Linked DNA regions of Homo sapiens: all the other regions are linked to region 1. The links are chromatin contacts, found by Hi-C in ENCODE. All regions are on one chromosome and are shown on one strand. Each heading gives the region's core, a stretch centred on a gene start or an enhancer-like site at or near the end of the contact. The rest is flanking DNA. Distances are from core to core; before and after follow the strand shown. Region 1 overlaps EPB41L5 (erythrocyte membrane protein band 4.1 like 5). Region 2 has its middle 22 kb from the start of TMEM177. Region 3 overlaps CFAP221 (cilia and flagella associated protein 221).

Region 1 (2,714 bases), core at 24-2,523:
TCCTCTAACCCCCTTTTGCAGAACATAAACATTTCTCATCCTCTGTTCATACAATTTTTTACTTTAGTCACATGAAAACATTGTGAGAATGGAATCTTGTTCCATTAACGTTAACCTTGGTGGTGTAGAAATTAGGACATGAAGCATGTCACTTTCAGTGTAAAATATGTCAAGGAACTTCATTTCTTTCATCAATTCCTGACAATTGCTAATGTAGTAATGCACTTTAGTTGCTTTGAGCACTTTGGGCTGGTGAGAAGGGAAATACATAGTGTCTTTGTTAAAAGAATGAGTGAAGAGAAGAGAAAATTTTAAAAGAAATTGGTGAAAGGAAAATAACTTTGGCTTTTTTATTGTTATTTTTATACTGAAGTAGACAAACAATTGTTCCTGTTCTTCCTGAAGGAATTGTTGTCACAATTTTATTATTATTAGATAATTACCTAAGCTTCTGTGTTACAAGCTGTGGCCTCAGTTCTAGGTGGTGGTGCTTGAGTGAACATTTTACATTTTGTTCCTGACAGCTGGCCAGCATTGTGTTTATATTGGCATGGAAAAGAGATATCTGATTCAGAGAACAGTGTTTTCCAAGGATTGTGACTGAAGACTTCCTTAATGGTGTAATAATGTACCTCCTCATAAAAACAGGTTTGACAGCTGTAGCTCATTTTTTGTTGTTGAAGGAAGTTTTATTTGTTTTGTTTTTAACTACTTTTAATAAAGAATTGAGATCCAGTGTATGATTAAGATTTGTAAGAAATTGCAGATTCCTTAATAAAGCTCGCATCTACAGACATGACTAATCATTGATAATAATAAATGCAAAATATTTTAAATTATTAGGGGTAGAGTTAAAAAATGAAAAATAAAAGGTTATGATAATAGGAAGATGATTGCTGGCTTGATTTACCTTGTGGAACTAGTTAGAGGAGTATTCAGATAAATTGTGGAAAACATTAGAGGATGCAAAATACCACTGGAATTTATACCCATTAACAGAGAAGAGTTTCTTATTACAAAACTGTATTTGTAGCCCCACCAATAGCTTCAGGAATTATTTAATTATAAACTGTAGAAGTTTGGAGATAAGACCTGTGTTTAATAACTCGCATTAAATCTTTCTGGGGACATCATCAGCAAAACTCTTGGATAATTAGAAAGACCTGGGAAGATTGGGTTCTCTGGAATATCCAGGTTATCACTTTGAAATTTCACAATCATGTTGGAATAATAACATTAAAATATTTGAGTAGTAAAGGCATTGAATATCAGTCTGAGTCATCCACATTTGGTAAGGAGGCCTGGGGCATTTGTTGCAGTGAAAGATTTCAGGAGTCTTGTATTGATATCTCTTTTTTTGATTCATCTTATTTGTTGGACACCTACCAGAGTACCTCATTGGGTCTTCTTTATACACAGCCACTTATCATTATGCCTTTCCACATACCCTTGAATTTCTTGACCCTCTTCCTGTTGTATGCATCTGGTTAAATCCAACTCTGTATACTCTGCATATAGCTGGTGAATGTGAAATACACACAAAATTTTTGAGTGGTCTTTAAATTTTGACCACTAAGCTCAAGTGAGCCTTCAATGCTCCCTGATACCATATTACATTTCCTTAATCTATTTGTTCTCCTACAATGCTGGGCTGACTTTCTCCTCTTACAAACCACTTCCTCCTCTTACAAACCACTTCCTCCCTTCCTACTCTGTTCTCAGCTGATGACCTTGCTTCCTACTTTATTGAAAACATAAGCAATCAGAAGAGGTCTTCTCTGTACTCCCACCATTTTATCAGTGAACTTACCTGCATTTGGGAATTTGTTCCTTGCTTTCCCTGCTGTTACTCTAGGTGAACCATCCATACTCTAAGGCCCAGGTCCTCACTAGTCATTTAGATCCTCACCTCAAGTTACTCAAGACCATCATTTGAGCAATCCTCCGTTTTGTTCTACTGCATCGGTTTTCCCTTTCTACTGAAGTATTCTCATCAGAACAAAAACTTCCTAAGATAGCTCACATCATTTAAAAAAGAACTCCCTTGAATCTACCTCTTTTGGCAATTCCTCCATTTTTTTGTTTCACAGGTAGCAAAACTGTTTGCTTTGTAAGAATTGTCTATACTTGCTATCTCTTCTTTCTCTTAATCTCTTGAACCCATTCTAATCAAACATTGTCCCTGACACAGAGGACTGGGTATGATTGTGCAGATTGCATACTGTACAAGAGTGCCACATTTAGGAGAATGATGTTCACATAATTTATGACAGTGATTTTCCAGCAGATGGCACTAAGTGTCTTGTTCCGAAAAGATTAGTGTATTTGACAATTTTGCAAATTGGATGTGTCTTTTCAGAGGAGCATTGTTTTAATCCATATAAAGGCTCTGCCTTGAGTTAATAGTGTTATGCTACTACTCCACCAAAATAGCTTTATTAGATCACAAATGACCTGCATATTTCTAATCCCACAGTCCATCTTTTAGTCAGCTTAATTAGCATTCAGAAATCGCTCACTTCACGAAATTGTCATCACCTAGCTTAGAGATGTCACTATTTTTTATTGTCTTCTAACCTCCCTTCTAACACGCCATTGTCTTCTAACAAGCCATTGTTTTTAATCCCCTTTGCTAATGCCTACTTATCTCTCCAACCCCTAAACTCTGTTTAAGGAACTTTCCCGTAACAATTTATTCCCTTTGTAATATCATC
Region 2 (2,700 bases), core at 133-2,632, 410 kb before region 1:
GGAGGGGCCAGGCTCCTCCCCACTGCAAAAGGAGTGAATTTCCCAAGGCTCCACCCCAGGGTGCAAGCCGGTTGGAGTTTTTCCAGGGACCCCCTCCCACCTGGCTGTCTCACCAAGAGGTCACTCCCCCAACACATGGGGATTACAATGCAGATTACAATTCAAGATGAGATTTGGATGGGGACACAGAGCCAGACCATATCAGTGCCATTCTGATGTTACAATGGGGGAGTTGGTAGTGCCCAGGCCAAGAAGTGAGGCTGGACACAAGGTCAGTGGTCCAAAAAGAGTGCTGAGTTTTTGTTGCACTAGCTTAAAAATGCAGAGAGCAATGCTGAACTTAAGGGTTTAGATGTAGATTCTTTGGTCATTGAGCACATCCAGGTGAATAAAGCACGTAAAATGCCCCTCCAGACTTAGAGAGCTCATGGTTGATTAACCCACACATGAGCTCTCCCTGCCACATCGAGATCATCCTTACTGAAAAGGAACAAATTGTTCCTAAACCAGAAGAGGAGGTTGCCCAGAAGAAAAAGTTAGCGCAGAAGAAACTAAAGAAACAAAAACGTATGGCTCTGGAATAAATTCAGCATAAAATAAATGCAATTAAAAGGAAACAGAAAGAAAGAAGGAACAGGAAACAGGAATGGGAACAAGAGGTGGGTGTACTTGGGGTATGGATCGTGGGAGGGAACAAGCAGGAAGCTGGGTGCCATGGGAATCTGCAGGCCAGTGACTTTCAAGGTGAGGCCAGTATCATTGTTTCTTTCAGTTTACTCTTGTTGGGAGCCTGAGAGTTCCCGTGGCATTGTCCTTGGCTTTCCGGGACATTTAAAGCAACGGTCAACTCGAGCTTGTCCACATGGAGAGAATGCCCCATCTCCATACGCCAAACAGGTACTATGTTAGGTCTTCTGATATATATTCTCCTTTAATCCTCACAACACTGCAATGGGGAGATTGTCTGCTTTGCAGATGAGAAAAATGAGACTTATGGAAAGGTTAAGGGTTAAGAACTTACCTACAGTTGCACCCACCATCGGGCCATGTTTCAAAAGGCAGCATCAACTGCAAAGGCCATGATCTTTTCTCTTTACTTCTGCCTCCCAGATTCAATGACAAGACCTGGCCTATGGTAAAATGGAAACACCATTTTGTAGGTCTCCTGGCTCCTAGGCAAGTGTCACTTCACTAAAGGCAGTTTTTCCTGCAGATTTCTGTCCTAGGAGATCCACATGGCTTTGTTTTTCTCTGCAGCTGTCCCGGCCTCTTTCATGAATAGGTAACCTTGCTTTTTCTGGCTGTTTTGAGATCTTTACATGCATGCATTTGCAATTCCCTCAGGCCAGGCCTGTGCTGGCAACCGCGATCACAGGGAGGACGCTGTCCCTAAAAGGCTCACAGCCTTCTCTTCTCTGATTCGCCACAGGTCTGACTGATCCTGGGGACAAGAGAGCCAAGGACAGAGCTGGAGGCAGGAGGGCAGGAATGTGTGGTGACCTGGTAGTTCTGAAACAGCAGGTTATTCCTCCCCCATCCCTCCCACCTCCTTTTCCCTTTATTCCTTTTTTCTCCCTATTTAAGGTGCTGTGTCCTTTGCCCCAGGGAAGAGGTATGAGAGCAGAAAGCAGAAAAAAGGAGTTGCTTCCTGGCTTTTGTTTTCCAAGCCTTCCTAGAGCCATAGGGGAACAGAAAGTTACTTGGGCTTGGACAAAAGATCTAGGAGAAAACAACAGGAGCAAAAGAGAGGAAGTTGAGCCAGGCTAAGGTTCCTGGGGCTGGGTGAAGGGAAAAAGGTGAAAAGCGGGTTCTGGGTCCTGCCTCCTAACTGAGGCCCTGGGAGGTGGCAGGACCGCGAGTGGGTTGAGGGGATTGAGAGCAGAGGGAGCCTGGCCCTCATTTCCCTAGGGGGTCGGGGGAGCCCAGTTGGGGGTGGGGTGCGGAGAGCTGAATAGAGCTCTCCTTACCTGTTCTTTCAGAAAGTCCGGTGTCCCAGCGCAGTGACAAGGCCACAGAGGGGTTCCAGTGAATCCCAGTGTAACCGCCCAATGGGTTCACCTTGCTGGCTGCCTAGACAGAGCCGGTTTATCAAGACAGGAGAACTGCAATGGAGAAAGAGGAATTCACGCAGAGCCAGCTGGGCGGGAGACCGGGAGTTTTATTATTACTGAAGTCAGTCTCTATTATTACTAAAATCAGAGTTTTTAAAGATAATTTGGCAGATAGGAAGGCTTGGGAAGTGGGGAGTGCTGATTGGTCAGATTGGAGAGGGAATCAGAGAGGATCAAAGTGAGCTTTTCTTGCTGTCTTCTGTTCCTGGGTGGGACAGCAGAACAGGTTGAGTCAGATTACCGGTCTAGTTTCTCAGCTGATCCATCCAGTGCAGGGTCTGCAGAATATCTCAAGCACGGATCTTAGGTTTTACAGTAGTGATGTTATCCTCAGGAGCAATTTGGGGAAGTTCAGACTCTTGGAGCCGGAGGCTGCATGACCCCTAAACTGTAATTTCTAATCTTGTAGCTAATTTGTTAGTCCTGCAAAGCCAGGCTGGTCCCCAGGCAAGAACTGATTTTGTTTCATAGCCAAACCATGAACTGAATTCCTTCCCAAAGTTAGTTTGGCCTATGCCCAGGAATGAACAAGGACAGCTTAAATGTTAGAAGCAAGATGGAGTCGGTTAGGTCTGATTTCTTTCACTGT
Region 3 (2,787 bases), core at 219-2,718, 460 kb before region 1:
GGAGGAAGATATGAAATGGAATAGAATGTCTAAGAAGGAGTATAAAGGTGGAGGGAAAATACTAGGACCAAAAGTAAACTACCTGTATTAGCCTGTTCTCTCATTGCTATAAACAAATGCCTGAAACTGAGTAATTTATAAAGAAAAGAGGTTTAATTGGCTCATAGTTCCATAAGCTGTACAGGAAGCAGGACAGCTTCTGCTTGGCTTCTGCGGAGGCCTCTGGAGACTTACAATCATGGCGGAAGGCAAAGGGGAAGCCAGCACCTCACATGGCCAGAGCAGGAGGAAGAGTGACGAGGAGGTGCCACACACTTTTAAACAACCAGATCTCAAGATAACTCACTCACTCACCATCATGAGAACAGCACCAAGGAGATGGTGCTAACCCATTCCTGAGAACTCCACCCCCGCGATCCAATCACCTCCCACCAGGCTCCACCTCCAACACTGGGGATTACTATTCAACCTGAGATTTGGTGGGGACAGGACCAAACCATATCAGTATCTAACTACACTCACCCCAGGAGATAATACAATTTTAAACACTACAAACTGAAAAATTCTATGATTCTCTTTTTAAACTCCAGGAAGTGTCTTACTTGGCAACATTCTCCCAGGTTTGCCTGGGGCCTATTGCATCCCCTGCCTTTGCCTCTGGGAACCATAAATGGCTTTTCAAGAGTGAGGGAGGACAGAGTAGTAGAGGCCTCGCCAGCAGTAAAATAAAAATTCTTTAGAAAATTATGTAAAGACCCCAAGACTTCTAGTGTGACTCTATCTTTGACTGCTTGTGTGGTTTTTCCACAGCTGCGATTCCTTCAATTCATTTATGCTTCCGATAGACGTCCCTGCCATCCTTGATGCCTTACCAGAAGAGGACAGACTAGAAACAGTAGAACGGTATTTTTTTTTTTTTTAATCTTTGGCCTCTAATGTGGTCTGTTTTCCAAAAATATGTGAGGTGCTGTGAGGAACTTCAGAATAGCACACAGTTCCTGAGCTTGCAACTCAAATGAGAAGATAAGGCTAACACCCATCCATACCATCACCTAGATAAGATGTTAAATTCGTGGTGGAGAATCGACAGTCTCTAAGCTCTATGGCTTCCTGATCTTTAGCTCTTCCAGGAGCTCAAGGGAGAGATCTGAGGTGGTGCCAAATGGCCTTGGAAGGCTTCAGTGGTCACATGGACTTGGGTTAGTATGTGAAAGATAGGTAGGACTTGGATGGGCATAAAGAAATACAAGTCCAGAAGTAAGGCACTTACATTTGATTTTACTGATCAGCACGCAACAGCCAGTGAAATGGTTTTGAATCTCCTATCCGTATGCTCATTTACAATTGATGGCTACAGACACAGCAGCAGAGCTGAGAATGGGAAACCTGAGCCAAGCAAAGCCTGTGCCCTTGTCCCAGGGCAGCTTCTCCATCATGAGCACCACAGCATACAGCATTCGTACGTCCAGCTCACACGTGTACGTCCAGCTGGCTCACCTGGCATTGCCCCATTTGCAAATGCCTCTAGATCTGAGTCATTACTTCCTCTTTTTTAAAAATATACTTAGCTACTTATTATATCACCACATAATTTCAGGGAGAAAATTAGAAGTTCCATATGTTTTAAAGCAGATACTTTCTACCAGGCAAAAGTAAAATTCATTTAAGTTTTCTAGTTTAATTAACCAACATAGCATAAGGTTGTATACAAACTCATCTCTCATTAAAATTAGATTCCATTAGAAGATTATAGAGCACCCGAAATGTTGTATAGAATAGTGTGATGAAGGGGTAGGCTGTGGGTTCAACACCACCACCACCACCACCGCCACTCACTCACAGTACACCTTGGGCCACTGACTTCACCTCTCAGTGCCCCAATGTCCTCATTTTCAAATGGAATGATCCCAGGACCCATCTCATGGGTGGCTATGAAAAGCAAATGAATTACTACATGCCCAATGTTTAGTTCAGTGCCTCACACATAGTAAGGTTTTGATAATTAGATATACTACCATTAATGACCCTGGTATTCCAAACCCCTAGCCCGCTATCTGACACTTGGTAGGCAAGCAACAGCTCACTTTAGAATGAAGTTGTATCACCCAATAGTAACATTATGAGAAAATAAGCATAAGAGAAGATACATGGTTAGATTTCCAAAACATCAGATGAAGAGGTATTCATATCCCAAGAGGTTTTCCTCCATCCAGTGTTATGTCTCAAGTGTAGAAAATGAATACATATTTCTGATATTTTTAAATTTTGATTTTTCATGTCTTTGGGGGTATAAAGGAGCACCTGGATCTGCTGCTGTATCTGTGACGACAGAGTCGGGGTATAGCACAAAGAAGGCCACCAGCCCTGCATGACAAGAGCTCCGGCACATTAGGAAGACTCTTGGTCCCAGAGTTCCTCCCTACCCGCTATTTCCTGAACTCCTGTTACTGAAGACCCATTCCTTTAGCTTTGCGCTTTGTTTCTATTAAACTACCTCTGGGGAGGGAACATTTTAAGTCTCACTTATAACTCAGTATAAAATCACCAGAGCGTTTTTAGAGTTCAGGCTTGAGGGTCAGTGGCAGGAGAGGTGATGGGAATGAGAAGACTCCTGGTCCAGTGGGGAGTTCTGGGAAAACACGAGGAGGGGACAAGTGAAAAGCTGGAAACACAAGAGGCCAACTTAGCTGCTTTACCAAAAGCCAGATGCTCCTGCGTGCTTCTGTTAGACTGGCGTGAAGTACTGGCATGAAAGGTCTGGGCTGTGATCACTGTTCAGGCAAAGCG

The links. A loop is a pair of places that touch in the nucleus more often than their neighbours do. Pooled maps may share reads with other maps.
Region 2: a map of endothelial cell of umbilical vein shows a loop between it and region 1 (12-fold over the local background). The contact joins two enhancer-like sites. A Hi-C loop is called at or near these places in 7 of 168 maps with a recorded cell type or tissue (A673, MCF 10A, PC-3 and 4 more), 11 of 37 single-sample maps with no recorded cell type and 15 of 50 pooled maps.
Region 3: a map of endothelial cell of umbilical vein shows a loop between it and region 1 (2.2-fold over the local background). The contact joins two enhancer-like sites. A Hi-C loop is called at or near these places in 1 of 168 maps with a recorded cell type or tissue (endothelial cell of umbilical vein), 1 of 37 single-sample maps with no recorded cell type and 8 of 50 pooled maps.

Annotation. Positions count from the first base shown.
Region 1 is chr2:120,107,683-120,110,396 of GRCh38, forward strand. The region is part of intron 16 of EPB41L5 (erythrocyte membrane protein band 4.1 like 5); the gene reads left to right. Among named protein-coding and RNA genes, the nearest start is that of EPB41L5, 96 kb to the left of the region's middle. Within about 2 kb of position 1,274, at least 9 of the 41 ENCODE cell types and tissues checked have a DNase peak (open chromatin) inside an H3K27ac peak, as active enhancers do.
Region 2 is chr2:119,699,574-119,702,273 of GRCh38, forward strand. It overlaps a transcript of TMEM177 not described here and the pseudogene RPL17P15. Among named protein-coding and RNA genes, the nearest start is that of TMEM177, 22 kb to the left of the region's middle. RefSeq lists enhancers at 635-1,834, 1,088-1,693, 1,694-2,300, 2,301-2,700. Within about 2 kb of position 1,383, at least 2 of the 41 ENCODE cell types and tissues checked have a DNase peak (open chromatin) inside an H3K27ac peak, as active enhancers do.
Region 3 is chr2:119,646,148-119,648,934 of GRCh38, forward strand. It overlaps CFAP221 (cilia and flagella associated protein 221), which reads left to right. Exons shown (of 24, transcript NM_001271049.2): 22 at 811-903. Among named protein-coding and RNA genes, the nearest start is that of TMEM177, 32 kb to the right of the region's middle. Within about 2 kb of position 1,469, at least 2 of the 41 ENCODE cell types and tissues checked have a DNase peak (open chromatin) inside an H3K27ac peak, as active enhancers do.